Linked DNA regions of Mus musculus: region 2 is linked to region 1. The links are chromatin loops, found by intact Hi-C in ENCODE. Cell type or tissue: heart. All regions are shown on one strand. Each heading gives the region's core, and the rest is flanking DNA. Links, peaks and the distances in the headings are about the cores only.

Region 1 (9,019 bases), core at 677-8,676:
ATTTCTGGTCCAGCTCAGTGACTGAGGATTGGGGAAAGGGTACTTCTGGCACCCTGGGGCGGGGGTAAAATGTTGATCTGAAGCCACAAGACCCCTGGAGGGCAAATCTAGCTCACCCTGTGGGCAACGGTCCTGCCTCCTACTCTCTGGGCCTCAGTTTCCCCTAGAGAGGCAGGGGGGCAGGGCAACAACCCTGCTATTATCAGGGGCTCTGCTAATAAAAATGATTGTAAAACTCATTTCAAATAGTGCTCCCTCTTCACAAGGGAGGCAATTCTTTCCCACAGAGAGGGTTCAGTTCCTGCAGTGATCTGCTTGGAACCTCTCTGCCCTTCAAAAGAGGGGCTCTTCTGTTCCCTTGTGATCTGGTGAATGCTGTGTCCTTGGGAGAGCAGTGGGCCGGGCCCTGTGCCCGCCGCTGGCAGCCGCCTGCACACAGCACAAGGGAAACGTTGTGTGCCTCCGGAGCCTGGCGTGTGAACTGCCGAGTGCAGGGGGTAGTGGGGGTGGGGTTCTCCTTTGACAGTGGTGGAAACTGAGGCATGGGGAGAGAGCCAACAGAAATGAGGGCTCTAGCTCCCTAGCTTGGGACATGTTACTAAGAGCTAGCATTTAAAAAGTCCTGAGTGCCTTACATAGTACTGGATAGTATTAGGGTTTGATTTGAAATGTCCCTACTCCAGGCTTAGCAGGCAGTCACCTCACATTGCTGTTGCCACAGGCATACGCCATTCACACCAGCGCGTCTTCCCCCATCATGATGGTCTGTATGGTCTCAAACTGTGATAAAACAACATCCACCCCCCACCCCCCACCCCCGCCAACCCAACCCATTAAGTTACTTTTTGTTAGGTATTTGGTCCTAGCAACAAGGAAAAATAACCTGCACAAATAGCAATGCCCATGTGCTTACCAAGAGCTTAGTATGTGAGTCATTTTACATGGCATTTTTCTTTTAATATGTATGTTTATTCCTGACACTAGAATAGGGACCGTCAGTTTTCCTGTTTGGTAGAATGGTAAATCCCAAAGATGTTCATTCATTTTTTAATTTTTTTTTTTTTTTTTTGGTTTTTTGAGACAGGGTTTCTCTGTGTAGCCTCTGTGTAGCTCTGTGTTCCTGGTTGTCCTGGAACTCTCTCTATAGACCAGGCTGGCCTGGAACTCAGAAATCTGCCTGCCTCTGCCTCCCAATTGCTGGGATTAAAGGCGTGTACCACCACTGCCCGGCAAGACCTTCATTCTTTATTGTTCAAACCCATGTGTGTCACCAAAAATGACAAAAGGGCCTTTACAGCTGTGAGAAGCCCTCCGACGACGGGGAGCAGATCTTAGACTGTCCAGGTGAACACCAACACATCACACACGTCCTGACAAACCAGAGCCTCTGCCTGCTGCAGCCAGAGGGATGGCAGCTCAGGGGCTGTCTGGTTCTTACTGACTCTGAAGGACATGGATGGATGGAACTATGGCCTGTGGAAGCCAACAGGGGCATTGAACAGATAGATTCTCCTGATTCTACAGATATCTTCAATTTTGTCTTATTTCCTTTTTCACTGCTGGGGCTGGAGCCCAAGTCTTTATGCACACTAGGCAAGTGCAATATACACCATTGAACTATCTCTTGGCTTTATTCAGTGGCATCCTTTGGACTTCTGATGCACTGGGCTATACGAGAACAATTCCTGCCCTTTAAGCAACACCTTGTGGTCCTCTTTTATAGCAGAAGGGAAAGCACTCGCCTCCTGTCTTATAAGTGAGGGCGAGGAGGATGAGAAAGGTCCAAGCAGAACTGCTAAGGGGGAGGGGCTCACCTTGAGCCAGCCCTCTCACAACGAGGACGGACCCCAACAGACCCCAACGAGCTTTTCTGTAGTATAGCCCAGCCTGGGAAAAGTTGCTGAAACTGAGCCAGAGGACCATCCCCTGAGACTCCTACTCTAACATTGATGGGGTGGTGGTACCCTAAGTCTCTGCTGCAAGTCCTGCAGGACCCCTTTACACCTGAGGTAATGAGGAACCCAGAGTCTAGAATCGGATGTAGGAGATCTGTCACCATCTGATGTGGCCACCTAGGGACTCTGTATCGGATACCCTCAGATCCTCTATCTACAAAACAAGAACACCAGCTCCTGTCTCAGTGGACGGTGGTGAGGGTGGGATGAGGTCGTATTTGGAGAGCTACGGAAGGCAGATACTGTGACCGTGAAGAGCAGAGCTTTGCTGACAGACAAGTCCCGGGGGACCTGATTGTTTTCAGTGCCATAAATGTCACACTGTAGGCTTGCTAAGCATGGATGTACCCTCAGTCTCTCCTGTCAGTTCTTAATTAGTCTATCGCTCCCCACCTCACTCCTCCCTGAGGACTTCACTAACAAGACCAGGACAGCTTAATCAGGGCCCTGGTCACCCCGAAATCTAACCATCATCTATCCTTGTAAGACTTGTTTGCCAAGCTCCCTTACAAGACCTCACTGGCCCCGGGCCTCACCCTGAGCTGCGAATAGTCTCACTTTTCTAAAGAGGAAAATGATACTCAGACAATTTTTTCTTTTTCTTTTTGTTTTTCGAGATAGGGTTTCTCTGTATAGCCCTGGCTGTCCTGGAACTCACTTTGTAGACCAGGCTGGCCTCGAACTCAGAAATCTGCCTGCCTCTGCCTCCCGAGTGCTGGGATTAAAGGCGTGCACCACCACGCCCGGCTTCAGACAAGATTTTGAGCCACCTTCACCATCATCTGGGACCTGGACCAAGGTGCTGACCTCAGAACCCACCCCCTTCCCAGTGCTTTGATGATATGACAAACAGTAGACGCAGACCCCTCTCACACACACTTCTGCCCTGAATCTGCTCACTTCCATTGCTCCCAGGCTGGGAAACACACACACACACACACACACACACACACACACACACACACACACACACCACACCACACAAACCCTGGGAACCCCATCCCAACTGAAACAGAAGGAGAAAGTCACCTGCTTTCCACATACCCCCTTAAATGGCCTGTTTGTAAGACCACGCCCTCAGCTGTGCTCAGCAGAACCTGGGGACCTCTGAGAACATGGCATAGAGAGAGTGCCCAGTCAGGAGCTCTCCAGTCCTATCCAGCTGAGAGACAGCTGTGCCCCAGGCCAGGGACCACTGTGCAGCCACACCTGGCTGGCTAACTCCAGACAGCCCAGGCCTTAGGCAGCCCAGCTGCTGAGGAGTGGCCTTGAATGGGGAGTGAGTCACGGGGCCTGGAATCCCAAGTCTTCCAGGACTTCACTCCTCCCCAGCCCACTCCACATCTGCCCTCCAGATGTCTGCACTTGAGAAACACCCTCTGTCTACAAGGACCCAAGTTCTGGAACACACTTAGCAAAACACCTTGAGAGCTACCAGGTACCTTCATAAGCAAGGGGCTGCTCGATGAGTCTCAGATTTCATTGGTTATACTCAGTGCGGACCCTTTTTTTCCACATTGAACATCTTATGCCCGAGCTGTACTTACTGACTAAGACATAAGAGGCTGATAGGGGAAGCACAGCCCCTAGCTGCAGAGAACTCCCAATCTGGGCATCAAGATATGGAGATCCTGAGACAAGCCAGGGACACCGCCCTAGACCTTAAGTCAACCCACTGTTGAAGAGGCAGGGCTTTGCCTGAGGTGGGTAGGGAGGACCATCTCTTTCCCTGGGGAGCTTCCGGAGTCTAGAAATAAAGGACCCAGAAGAAAAGCCCAAAAATGAAAACAGAAGAAAGAGAAATAAGTCAGTTCGTATATAATGCCCACTCTAATGCCAGTGTCAGACACATCCAGTCTTAGCAAGCACTGGAAGGTCTCGTTCACAGTCACGGCCAGTAAGCAGCAGACCCTGGATGCAAAGTCAGATGGGACCACACCCTGCCTCTGGGTGGCCCCGTGTATGACTGCAGCAGATTCATCTCTTCCTGTGTTATCATCCTGACTAGGAACCAGCTCATCTTCCTGTTCATATCCTCTAATATTAAATATCGCTGCATCTAGGACGGCCTCCCTGACCATATTACACTGGAACCAGATGGTCTGCTAACCCTGTCTGGGTAAAGTCAGGAGGAGGCTCTCAGAAGGACTCTCGTCTTTCTGCTAGAGGAGCCCTCACGGTGCAGAGGCAAGCTGTGGTCCAGGCTTTGCAGTTCGGTGGTCTCTGGGGGAGAAGGCTCGGGATGAAAGGACTCCAGCTTGGCCCCAGACCAGACTCTAGGTAGTTGTGTAGGATTCTTGGAAAGAGCAAGTACAGAGGCACACAATTTGGAAGCCTATGGAATGCTGGATTCATTTGCCCCGCCTCCCCTGCCCCCAGCCCACTGCCTACTCTGGGGCTCCGAGGATAGGAAGCAACTTGGTCTGTCCATCACTGTTCAGAGCCCTGGGAGACCCAGCTTATGGCATAGAGCCAAAGACCCCAGTGGACCATATGAAGACCACGGTGAGTGCTTAGCAGTACCTCCACTCCCAAAGAGAGGGTCTGCAGAGAGGGAAAGAGAAAGGCAGCTACACAGCCCCAGAGATGGGTTTATAGACACAGCGGCATCCTCCTATGGCATCAGCAGCTTGAGACTTGAAGAGCTAGGTGACAGGGTCTCACTAAATCATTGCCTCTCCAGGCACGCTACGGCCAAGGGCTCTGGCAGGGAACCAGGGTCCTAGGCTTATCCCAGTTCCTCCTGTACTTCCTCCAGTTACTGCAGATGCACGAGTTCTGTTGGTCATCAGCCAAGGAAGCCCAAGGCTAAGGCAAATGGTAGTTTGGGGCGGGTTATATCCATCTACAGTGGGCAAGTTAGCAGAGCCACACAGGAGGGTTGTGCTGATAGGGGAGGGAAAGCTGGCTCTGGCTGCGGGTCCCAGTAACCGCAAGAAAAGAAGACTCCAGAGACAGCCAGACTAGACAACATTGACGGTTTGTTTTTGCCAACCAACACCATCTAAGTCTGTTTGAAATCACCCAACATACTTGATAGTCCAGGAGAATAAAGAGAAAAACTGAGGTTGTTTGTTTGTTTGTTTGTTTTTGTGGGACAGGGGTAGTTCTATAGATAGAGCCTATGCCAAGAATCAAAGTCTTAAACACCATTGAGGGTAACAGACCCAGCTCTGCTCTCTAGGCCGTTAAAGTCCTCTGCTCGCCTAGTTTTCCCATACAGTGCAGGGCTGCCCCACCCGAGGCTCTCACCCACCCCCGTCTTTCATCTAGTGTAGAGTTGAGTGGGTAAGCCTCGCTGCTTTTCCCAGCCCAAATGACGCAGGGGCCAGCTGGCTGCTGCAGAGGAGGGCGTGGGAATCCTGTGGGTTGTGCTGGGCAACTGCGCCCTCTAGTGGTAGCCACAGAACGATGCACAGACACGCAGACAAAGGGTGAACCAGATTTCCTATCTCCTTTTGCACCATCTCTTCCCAAGGCCTCTATGATACAGTCGGCGCCAGATGACTTAGGCCCTGCTCAAAAGGAAGTGGAAGAACAGCTTGTGGTCCTTGACAACTTCTAAACCAAACCCTTGGAGGAGAGAGGAGGCCAGTGCTTCTGCACTCTGGCCACACCTTCTGTGAAAGCCTTCATCCGGCTACAGCATACTCTCATGTCTCTCAAAACTCTTTCAGCCTCTCCTGTCTGAGATGCTACCCCTGCCAGAGGAAAATCCTAAGCCTCCATCCCATGCAGAGACTTGAAAGCCACAGTGTGGGCTTCTCAGGGGACAGGGATCTGCTTCTGGTCACCCCAAAGGGGAACTTCAAGCATTCCCTAAGGAAGCACTCATTCACTGAGAACCCATCTTATGCCACAACATCTGCAGCCACAGTCTCTCAGCAGGCCCAAAGGGAACCAGAGTCAAACCCCAGTTTACAGAGTGGAGGGTCGGGTCTCAGAAGGTCAAGTGTCTTGTCCGTGAGCGACTATTTGTCAATAATCTCTGGTTTCTGCAAGCCAGGTGCTAAGCTAAGTGTGTTATTACACAGACTCTGTTATACAGATGTCCCCATAAGCTAGGCTGTCCGGTGAGCTAGGTTAGAGTTAGCTCCCTGTTACAGATGAAGGTTCAGAGACAGGAACAGGCACATGGCACATGGTATATTCTAAGTCACAAACAAAGTCAGACACAAAAACACACACCTAGGAAGTATCAGAAGCATAGAAACACAATTCTATTTCCCCCTTACTCTGATACTGGCTTTATGTTGTTATTATTATATTTTATTTTTATGTATGTGTATGCATATGATATATGAGTGTAAGCCCTGTGCATGGCCAGAAGAGGGCGCTGGATCCCCTAGAGCTGGAGTTACAGGCAGTTGTGAGCCACCTAAGGTGGGTGCTGGGAGGCAAACAAGAACTTTGGGAGGAGTAGCAGGAACTCCTAACCATTGAGCCATCCATCCAGACCTCTTTACTGGTGCTGTTTGCTTTGTTTTTCATCTGCTTTTTTTTGGAACCCTAGGTTGCCTCCTTTCTGCCCCTTTGAATGCCTCACATAAGGCTCCATTGCCACCACAGCACAGCACAAAGACGGTATCTCAGGAGCCACACGGCATAGCACAGAGACAGCATTTTGGATACCATATATAGCACAGCACAACACAGCGACCACATCTCAGGTGCCACACAGCACAGCACAGAGACAGCATCTCTTCTTCAGCTTCCGAGGCATCCTCTGTCTTTTTACAAGAGCCATAGAAATGACCTTGGTGTCCCCTTCCTTCTTCCCTTCATCTTTTAATTCCTGCCGAAGCAAAGTCATGCCTGCCTTTTTTCTCAACATGATTACAGTAAAGGGACTGGATTGCAGCCAGCGGTTTCCTGGGCAATGGCCTGTTCTTCCCAGTGTAAGGGGTGTGAGCAAGTGGGCCACGGTGAACTCATGTAGAAACTGGGACGATGAAGAGATATCTGCTGGCAAGTCACCGCCAGCAGAGGACGGTGCTCGGGGAGAAGATGCAGTCAGTGTGGGCTCCCCATGGAGGGCAGACAACCTAAAAGCAAGCCTTAACCATCTCCCAGGGTTGCCTCTGTGTTTGGGCACATGGACACTAGGACGGGGACTATAGGATATGTTCAGGGGCTATGCTAAGGGACGCTGGATGAGCACACATGCCAAGCTTTTGTTTTTCTTCCTGAACCACTGTGCACTATTTTATAAAACAGGAAACTGGGCTGAAATTTGCCCAGGCTCCTCAGAGGCCCTGGGATCCTGACTGGATTCTAATCACAAACCACCCTGGTTGGAAGGATGGGGGGTGGAAATATTGCATTTCAACATCACTGTTGGTGCCGTGGGAATGCAGAGGAATCTGAACTTGATACCAGGACTTTCTAGGGCTTTCTTACAGAAACAGCAACCCATCTGTGTGTCGGCCACTAAGGGGGCCTGCGGTCTGGCAGCATCACAGAGGGCTGGAGAGCCAGGAGTAGGAGCTGAGAGTCACTGGGTGACTCTGATGCCCTCTGCACTAGAAAGGAGCCCACAGCCCTGAGCTCTCATGGTGATAATTGCCACCACAGAGCTGTCCACCAGGCCTCTGGCTCTTCCGAGAAGATAGATGCTTTTCCGGGGCTTCTTGATGCTTGGCCTGGCCTTGGAGTGTGGTCACCCCATTCCCATGTTGTCTACACAGGCAATGGAGGGTGTCCTCTCCTCTAGCTAGGCAGGGGCAAAGGCCCCTGAGGTCCATCAGGGGTCTCTGGAGGGATAAGGACTGCTCTGTAGACCCAGTTACAGTTCGGGGTGGGCACCTGAGAGCCAGGAGAAAGGAGAGCGGGTAGATACTGCTCAGCCGCTCCACCTTCTCATCCCCACACCTCCCTCCCCACTTGGAAGCCTCCAGCCTCGTTCCCTGGGCTTGACTGAATTCCTAAGAGGCCAGGAGGAGCCATCTTTATCTCCCAGGATCTTTCCTGCCTCTCCTGCTGTTGCCTTTTCCCATCTCCCAGGACCCTGAGTTGCCTCTGCTGTGCTTAACACCCGTGATCATTGGCTTTTTCCCAACCATTCTTACAAAAAGCACCTCACCTTGCTCTCTATGAACATCTACCTCATCGCAAAATGAGAAATATTCAGTGAGCAGACGAACGGACCCAGCATTAACAAATCTCTCTTGGCCCTGACCTCCTAAGTCTCCAGCCTCAAGTTTTCACACGGGTCTCTTTCCATTCTCAGGAGGTCCTTGAACGGCAGGCCCCAGGCAGGGTCACATGCCAACACCAGAAGCTGGCATCAAACCCTAGCATACACCTGCTGAACCGGCCTCATTGCATCTCTCATCCAGCACCCGGAACTCAGCTGGGTCCGCCCCCGCTTGGCTTTTCTTTTTCCTGGCCTCTCTTCCGGAAACACGTTTTTCCTTCCTTTAGACCTCGGTGCTTCCTGCACAGGAAGAAGGACTTTGGATGTGGGGTGCTATTTATAGTGTGGCTCCCTCCTTGTAGACCTCACTGAGGAAGGGGCCACCGCACAGGGACTGCGGTGGAGGACACTGGCTTTCCGTGATCCTTGACATCAGGACGAGAAACCTGAGATCGCAGATGAGTATCAGAGTTGAAGTGTCTCTTGGGTTCCAACCTGGGTTTCTTTGATGATGTCTGTATGTGCAAGGGCCCCACAACTCTCCCAGTGCCCTGGAGCCCTAACTTCAGAGGCAGAGCCACAGGCTCTACTTGTGGGGAGAACCTGAGGTCCGTTTTGTAAGAAAGAGACTCAGAGAGATTTATATGAATTCTGTCCCAAGGGACAGATCAGTCATAACCCAGGCTAAAAATCCCTTGACACTTGCCTAACACATCACACCTACAAAGGAGTACTCCAGCTGTGGTGGCATCTTCGGGTGGACTGAAGGTGTCACCAGTAAAGACAGTTGAATTCCAATTTTTCTCAGAAGATGGTTTTATTTGGAGTAGGGTCATGGCAGATATAATTGGTTAAAATGACGTCTGGTCGAGGTAGGAAGTGGGTCTCTCACCCGATATGACCTCTGTACTAACAAGAGGGCCATTTG
Region 2 (9,019 bases), core at 460-8,459, 50 kb before region 1:
TAAGGGTCTTCCTCAGGATCACACAGCTTACAGAGGGCAGAGATGAGGAGACAATCCAGCTAGCTCCTGCGCCTATGTTTGCAGCTAGCCCCCTGCATCTGCTCACCCAGCAGCTGGAACCTGCCTCCTTTCCTGCCTCCACCCAAGCTCTTCAGACTGTTCACTCCGGCCCAGGCCGCATCAGGACAAATGCCAGCTAACTGGCTTAATGCTCTGCAAATCCCAGAGCCAAGAAGTATTTTGGGCCTATAAATATTTCAGTGTAGCTTAGAAGGTGGTGAGAACCTAAACGCTAGCTCTCTCCATTCTGCAAGGCCTGGGACAGGCGTTGGGGAGGAAGGCAGTCCCCAGTGAGGCTGGGAACTATCCAGATGGCTAGTTCTAGACTGTCTTTTCTCCGCCCTACTTGCCCTTGAACGGCAGCCCGCAGTCTCTGCAGGGTGGGACCGGCCGTGGTGCTGATAGGACAGCTCCTCCCGCAACTGCCGGTTAAAGGAGCCACAGCTCTTTAGAGGAAAGAGTTAAGATGCCCATTTCACAAGGTCGGAACATCTTAACCACACTATGAAGAGTATGGGTATATTACTTTGAAATAAATTTAAAAAAAGGGTGGAGGAGAAGAAAGGGAAAGTGGGGAGAGAAGAGCCCTGGAGCGTTCCACATAGTACAGAGTGGTAGCTAAATGCAGATCCTGAGCCCGCCTGGATTTGCCACGCCCCCACACACTGCTATGCAAATATGGGCACTGATGCTTTGTGCCCATGGTATAGAAGCAGCCCGGAGCACTAGATATACAGACGGGGGGAGTTGTGAGAAAGGGTACAAGAGTCTCGTTCTTACACAGTGCTGTCTGTTAGTAAGGCAAGTCCTCATCACAGCTCTGATCTCTCTCTGCGGTCAGCCATTTCAAAGCAGTACAAACCCTGCACAGAAGGTTTCACTTCTGACCTAAACTTCATCTTCATTTGAGTCTCATTAGGTCAGTTGATTTATGCAGGACTGGAGTGGAGTGGATATATCAAAGCTAGGCACAAATTTTCCTATGTTTAAAACTATGGCAGGGGGCTGGTGAGAATACACAGCAGTTAAGAGTATACTGCGTAGGCAAGAGAGGTGGGTCAGTACGTGTTCTTGAAGACAGCCGGAGTTTGATTCCCAGCTTCCACAGCAGACAGCTCTCAACAACCTGTAACCCTAATTTCAGGAGATCTGATACCCCTCCAGCCCCCTCAGACACCTACACATGACGAATGATCATTAAAACGAAGACAAAACATACTGCTCTTTCAGAAGACCCAAGTTCTGCCTCCAACATCTACACCATGCAGTTTACAGCTGCCTGTAACCCTAGCTCCAGGGGATCTGATGCCACCCCCTGTACTCAGTGGGCATGTGCATTCAAGAGCACACACCTACACATAGACATACACATAGTTTTCAAACAGGCTGGAGAGATGGCTGAGTGGCTGAAAGCACTGGTTCCTCTTCCAAAGGACTTGGGTTCTAGTCCCAGCACTTGCATGGTGGTTCACAAATGTCTATAGGACCAGTCCTGTGGGATCTCAAGCCCTTTTCTGGACTCAGAGGGTATTAGGTATGCACATAATACACAAACATACATATATGCAAACACTCAGAAAATAAAAAACACATAAAATAAACATGTCATGTGTTAAAAGAGAGCGCATTGTTATGGAATCCTCCTGAAAGTGAGGCCCTCTCCAAAGGAAGATAGTCTAGGCACAACATCTGGGAAAGGAGGGTGGGTAGGATGACACAGAGGGAGGCAGGCTTGGGCCATAGGAACTTACTGCACGCTGTCTTACTCCATCTGCCATGGGTCTCTTTGCTGTTGTAATCCTGACAGTACTTCCTTCCTATAGCCTAGCCTCCATCCCTGACATCACTTCCTTCCTATTATAGCCTAGCCTCCATCCAGGCTTTTCTTCTGGCTGGGACCCCTGTGTGGTTCCCAAGAGGCACCGAGAACAGATAGCTATGTCTGGGGGCTGAGCCATCACATCAGAGAAGAGACAGCTGAGTCCTTTGGTGCCACAGCAAAGTGGTGGCTTGGGCTACTTTACCCTTTGGACAAACACCACACACACACACACACACACACACACACACACACACACACACACACAAAGACTCTATGGTCTCAATAATTTGTTTCACAAGCTGAAACTAACCTCCAAGGTGTAGCATTCAAAGGCCGGGATCTTGGGAAATGACTAAGTCAGGGCAGAGATTCTATAAACAGGATTAGTGCCCTCTTCCACGTGGCTTAAGAGAAGCTGTTGTCCTTCTGTGACGTGGTGACGTGAAGACACAGAAGAGCCGGGACAAGAGGTGGCCTTTATCAGACAATGAATCTGCTAATGACTTGATCTCAAGATCTCAACTTCCAGAACCATGATCAACATATTTCTGATGCTTATATGTTCCATAGACATACATGCTTGTACCAAACACACAGAGATATGCACCGATCCCCCGAGATACACAACACTCATACCCAGACCAGACATACAGGGGCACACACTTGCATACAGGCACAGGTAAACCACACATACACATACATACACACTCACTCATGAATACACACAGTCACACACTCTCATACATACACATGAACTCACATACAAAACACACATGTTCACCCTCATATGTTCTTAAACGCATACATTATTTTTCAAATTTATTTTTTAATTTGTTTAAAAATTAGCCCGTTTTGACTTTTTCTTTTCTTTTTTTCTTTCTTCTTTCTTTTTCTTTTCTTTTTTTGAGACATGGTTTCTCTGTGTATCCCTGGCTGTTCTGGAACTCACTCTGTAGACCAGACTGGCTTCAAACTCAGAGACTGACCTGTATCTACCTCCTGAATGCTGGGATTAAAGACATGTGCCACCACCACTTTGCTAACCTTGCTTTTTTTGGTTTTGAAACAGGGTCTCTCATTATGATCAGGTACTTGCTAATTCAGCTGACTGGCCAGGAAGCCTCACGGATCCTCCTGTCCCTACCTCTCCAGCAATGGACCTATAAGCACATGCCACCATTGTCCCCAGCTTTTAAGTAAATAAATACACTGGGAACTAACTTGGGCCATTATGTGTGCATGACAAGCACTTTACCAACTACACTGCCCCTTGCTGTCCTTCCCTTTGGTCTGTTTCCAATTCAGTCCGGTGGCCTGTAGTAGCATCCGGCTTTCCTTGGAGAACGGAGTTATGGACCTGATACAATTCATGTGTGATACCTGGGGCAGGATGTACAGGCAAAGACAGGCATGCTCTGCCTGCAAGGAAGGAGCTTGTCCTGAGTCACTGTGTGAAGTGGCAGCAGAACCTGAGGCGATCACTCAGCCTCCCATCAATGTTAAACCTCAATCTTTCTCAGATCTGAAATTGTAAAGAGACTCTCAGGGTTGAGGATGAAGCCACCAGAGACATTTATTTACTAGTGTTAATCTGGTCTAGCCTCCAACCTCTGACAGCCTCTGAGAACAGACAAAGGACAATCTAAGAGGTGTCTGTGACATCCGCCACCAATCTGGCTGCCAAGTCCTTGGCAGAGAGGGGAATCACCCTAGGCAGCATAGAGAGGAGACAGGGCAGGCGGCTAGTGTACCCATTGAGTGGGTAGAGGATTGGCAGAAGGCAGAGGAAATGGCTACGACTTGGCAAAGGAGCAGCGTGGGCTCAGTACCCTGAGCCCGCCTGGCTGGCTCCTGGCTCACAACAGGGATTAAGGTTGTTCAGAGGCAACGGAATCCACTATTTCCCTCCCGTATCCCCTCTGAGCCCCAGGCCTCTGGCAGTTCTTAAAAAGTCCCTGATCCTTCAGACTGGCATGGCTTCTTTTCTGACCTAAGAGTGGCATGTGCTTACAGAGGAAGACCCAGCTCCTGAGATAATCTCAGGCGCTCAAAGTGACTCTGTGTAAATCATCAGGCGAGAGCCCCGCATCGCCTCCAGCCAGGCCCTGCTGCTCCCAACAGAGGCTTCTGAAAGCTGAAAAGCCCAGATTCGGCTTGCCCACCACCTACTTCTCAGTGTTCCCTGGCTGTTCCCTAACCATGAAGGAACCTACACCCAGGCTGCCAAAGACAGGGCACCACACAGAGGGACGGTTACTGCCTTCCTCTCCTTGATCTCAGAACCAGTTATTTCTTTTCCCTGGGCTAGAAGTTCTTCCAAGTATCTAACCTCTACCCCCTAGCTAAAAAGAAAAAGAAAAAAGAAAAAAAATCAAATACGTTGTCTAGTTCTTCATTCTGGGGCTCGCTTATCTCAGTCCTGGCCTCAGAAGCAGAAGTGAAGTCTAAACTTGAGGGAGGGGCCTCGGAACTTCCTGGCTACAGACTCCTGCAGTCAGCATATCTGCCTGTCTTGCTGAATTGCTCCATCCAATGGGTTCCGCTCAAAGCAGTATCCTTGGTTCCTTTTCAATTAGCCAAGAGGAATGATTTAATGCTAATGAAAATCGGTGGTTTAAAACTGTCCCACAAATCACAGGGGGCTGGAGGCCTGCTGTAAATGCCTCCTGGGGAGGCTGGGCTGGGCCTGGGAAGCATGAAGCCCGCCCACAGTTTCCTACAGCTAACTATACAGTGGGGCAGAAAAGCCACTCTCCTTCCCCTGATCCCCGACCTCCCCACCCCCTCTCCTCCCTGCTCCTCCCAGGCACTCTCCTGGAATCCAGAATGTTCCTGCTTCACAGCCTCGACTCCAAACATGCTAGCACTGTGTTCATCTCCTGTAATGAAGATCATAAGCTTTGGAGGTTGAAGCTACAGGACACAGATGTCTGGGTCCTAAGGACCAGGACTTAAGAAACCTGCTGGAGGTTTTCTTTCTTTCTTTCTTTCTTTCTTTCTTTCTTTCTTTCTTTCTTTCTTTCTTTCTTTCTTTCTTTCTTTCTTTCTTCCTTCCTTCCTTCCTTCCTTCCTTCCTTCCTTTCTTTCTTTCTTTCTTTCATTCCTTTCTTTCTTTTTTTTTCAATTTTTTATTAGATATTTTCTTCATTTACATTTCAAATGCTATCCTGAAAGTTCCCTATACCCTCCCCCTGCCCTGTTCCCTTACCCACCCACTCCCACTTCTTGGCCCTGGCATTCCCCTGTACTGGGGCATATAAAGTTTGCAAGACCAAGGGGCCTCTCTTCCCAATGATGGCCGACTAGGCCATCTTCTGCTACATATGCAGCTAGAGACACGAGCTCTAGGGGTACTGGTTAGTTCATACTGTTGTTCCACCTAGCCCAGAAACTTAGAATACCTGATACAATTTGCAAAATACAAGAAAATCAAGAAGAAGGAAGACCAGTGTGTGGATACTTCATTCCTCCTTAGACTAGGGAACAAAATACCCAGGGAAGGAGTTACAAAGTTTGGAGCTAAGATGAAAGGATGGACCATCTAGAGACTACCCCACCCAGGGACCCATCCCATAATCAGTTACCAAATGCAGACACTATTGCACATGCCAGCAAGATTTTGCTGAAAGGACCCTGATATAGCTGATATAGCTGTCTCGTGTGAGGCTATGCCAGTGCCTGGGAAATACAGAAGTGGATGCTCACAGCATCTATTGGATGGAACACAGGGCCCTCAATGGAGGAGCTAAAGAAAGCACCCAAGGAGCTGAAGGGGTCTGCAACCCTATAGGAGGTTTTGTTTCTTAAGTGACAGCTTAGGTACAGGGTGGAATGACACAGCAGCTGCTGGGTGGGGGAGGAGCCACTGTGCTTGGAGCCTTGAGGGTGGGGACCTCCATCAGTTGGAGTGAGCCCCAGGCAGGGAGCCAGGTGACAGTCTCCATCTTTCTCACGTTCGCTTTATGACTTTTCTCTCCCAACCCAAGGCTTCCAGCATTTCTTCATAGATGAGTTTTCCAGTTGGGCTGATGGACTGTCTCATTCAGCAAAGGCTGGGCCACGGGAAGGGAGGTTCTTTGACAGCAGGGCAGAGGAGAGCTCTCCAGGATTCTGGAATACCTTCCAAGCCTCCAAGCTACTTTCCCGTGTGTGCAGTGGGGGAAGGGGTTGGGGGAGGGGGAGTGGTGGGGAGTGGTGGTGGGGGGTGGGGAGCTGGATTTTTGCCAGCAGGCCACTGCTGGGCATCATCAGCACCCTGTAAGTGTAGGTCTAAGGTCTCAGAACAGCATAACAACATAGCGTGCTCTCCATGAGAGGGTTTGAGCAGGGCTACCTGAGGAGCAGAGCAGAAAGTCTTCAGGGCTGGAGTCTGCCTGCTTGGCTTTGAAACTGCAGGTCAGGCAAATCAGTACCTCTCACCTACCCTCACCCCGACTCAGTTACAGTATTAACTCTTCATGGGTACTTTTAGGGTGTATGGAGAATCTATCTATAAGGTGTGTGGCTTCTGGAAAGTTGCTTAGCCTCTTTTAAGCCTTAGCTGCTTCTAGAAAACAAGGGTGACAAATATCACTGAACCGTTAAGACGAAACAAACGAGGGCTGAAGAGATGGCTTAGTGGTTAAGAGCACTGACTGCTCTTCCAGAGGTCCTGAGTTCAATTCCCAGCCACCACATGGTGGCTCACAACCATCTGAAATGAGATCCAATAATCCTCTTCTGGCATGCAGGTGTACACAGAGCACCCAAATATATAAAATAAATAAATCTTAAAAAAAAAAAACCAATTGAAGCAAGCACTCAGCATAGAAACACATGGAAAGTACTTTAAAATTATTATTATTATCACCATCAATTATAGTGTTTTATTTATCATTATTTATTATTGTTAATATTATTATTATAGCTGGAGAGATAGCTCAGAGGTTAAGAACGCTTGCTGCTTTCCTAAGGATCCGAGTTCTATTCCCAAGCACCCAGGTAAGACCCTCACAATGTCTGCTCCAGGGGATCCAAAGCCCTCTGCCAGCCTCTGTAGACACCAGCACACACCTGACACGTATGCATACATATAAATAAAAATAAATCTTAAAAACAAAACATATATATTAGAAAAAATCCAAAACCACACATATACTATAAAACTCTGACTGTACTATTGCTATAAGTATATATCTCTTTACTATAGACTAAGCACCTGTACTTTTTACTTTTTAGTCTCCAAAAGTCATTCAAAATACACTTATTGGACCATGAATAGTATGTGAATGTATTGCCTGAACCCTAGCTAATCTGTCTACCATTGCTGCCCATAGACTATGCTTCCAGTTTTCCACTGTTGTGGTTTTTTGTTTTGTTTTGTTTGTTTTGGGGGTTTTTGTTGTTGTTGGTTTTTTTTTTTTTTTTTTTTTTTTTTGGTTTGGTTTGGTTTGTTGTTTTTGTTTTTCAGAAACAGGGTCTCTCTGTATAGCCCTGACTGTCCTGGAACTCACTCTGTAGACCAGGGTAGCCTCAGAGTTAGAGATTTGCCTGCCTCTGCCTCTGAGTACTGGGATTAAAGTGTGTACCACCACAGTCTGGAGGCTTCCCACCATGGTGCATAAGAGTGTGATAAACCCAAATACATTTCGTTTGTGATTCGAGCCATTTCCTTAGGCTTCATTCTTAGAGGGAGAACCATTGTGTCCAGGAGGAAAGTCCTGAAAAGCTGCTCAGCTACCAATTGCAGATTGGTGCTCCAAAAACTCAGCCAACTCCTTCTGCATCAGTGTCTGGAGCATCTGACTCATTCTTATCAGCAAGCATCCTCCATCACTGCTGCTGTGTTCTGCGGTGGGCCTGTCACCCGCTGGAGCCTGACCGATCATACCAGAGCATGAACAGGCCAAATAGGTAGGGGAGCCCAGCTGGAGAAGGTACCCTCACTAGTGAGCAGAGCCCATCTGTTCTCCCTCCCACTAAACTAAGAACCTGGGCTGGCTGAGTATGGAGGCACATGCCTTTACTTCTAGCATTTGAGAGGCAGAAGCAGATAGATCGCTGTGAGTTCAAGGCCAGCCTGATTTATAAAGTGAGTACCAAGACAGTACCACTCAGTGAGAGCCTGTCTCAAAGTCAATTAGCCAATCAATCAACCAATCAATCAATCATCAACCAACCAACCAACCAACCAATCAATCAATCAAACCTGAAATGCTCTGAATTGGGGCTGACAACTTTCTGTCCATAGAGAGTATTAAATAATGGGACTGTGTCTTCCTCATTGCCCTCTTGGTGTTTAAAGAGACAGGGTTGTTCCTCTACCTGGAATCTCAGTACTAGGGGTGTGGTTACCTGTGGCCTCGGAAAAGCCTTGCAGTCCATATAGCACAGGAAAACGCCAGTGAGGCAGGGTTACCTGTAACCTCGGAGCCTCTGTGAGTGCTGGGTACTAAGATGGACAGTTGTCCACATGATCTGTCTTGAGTAGAAAGCACAGCTAGCGCAGCTTGCTCTGTCCACAGGAGAGGAGGTCTTATTGTATGAGGCTACTTGCCTTCCAGAGAGTCCTGGCTGGTCACTATCCACAAGGGAGTGGGACAGGGCGGGTGGACATAAGCTTTTATGATATCCTCCCTCCTTTACCTATGACCCTCAATGCTGTAAGCCAGGCAAGACCTTGTTCACATACAGCCCTACATGTGGCCTGTGGAGAAACATTTTTTTGTTGTTGGTTTTTTTTTTTTAATTTTTTCAAGACAGGGTTTCTCTGTATAGCCCTGGCTATCCTGGAACTCACTATGTAGACCAGGCTGGCCTTGAACTCAGAAATCCGCCTGCTTCTGCCTCCCAAGTGCTGGGACTAAAGGCGTCCACCACCACTGACCAGCAAGGAGAAACTCTTCATTGCCTGTCTCACCAACCTAACTGAGAAGCCCTGCCTCGTCTGGGTTTCAGAACTATCTCACAGAGAGGAGCACACATGGCCCTGTTCCATCTGTCCATGTAAAAAGTGTCCATGGCACCCTGCCCTGCACTTCACATGAACAGCCCCAAGCTGAAGTCTATCTTCCCCAACTCACTACAAGCCACCTCAGAACATTTAGGTTTAAATAAACTATGACATCCTCAGGGAACCACAAGAGTGAGCATCTTGCT

Evidence for each region. A loop is a pair of places that touch in the nucleus more often than their neighbours do. Peaks named below come from ENCODE experiments on the same cell type or tissue, not always from the same donor. Only the 100,000 strongest peaks of a DNase experiment are listed, where the experiment ranks them.
Region 2: a loop joins it to region 1, with 2.3 times the contacts of the local background. A loop is called at or near these places in 3 of 42 quality-filtered maps.

What each region holds. Positions count from the first base shown.
Region 1 is chr1:135,665,276-135,674,294 of GRCm38, forward strand. It overlaps a transcript of Nav1 not described here. Among named protein-coding and RNA genes, the nearest start is that of Gm32835, 18 kb to the right of the region's middle. In heart, for the core only: CTCF peaks have their summits at 5,359 (motif pointing left), 6,284 (motif pointing right) and 6,974 (motif pointing right); DNase peaks (open chromatin) are centred at 3,246, 4,726, 5,286, 8,326 and 3 weaker places; H3K27ac peaks cover 2,999 bases.
Region 2 is chr1:135,615,692-135,624,710 of GRCm38, forward strand. It overlaps a transcript of Nav1 not described here. Among named protein-coding and RNA genes, the nearest start is that of Gm4793, 22 kb to the left of the region's middle. In heart, for the core only: no CTCF peak of the experiment used is centred there; DNase peaks (open chromatin) are centred at 4,370 and 5,840; H3K27ac peaks cover 582 bases.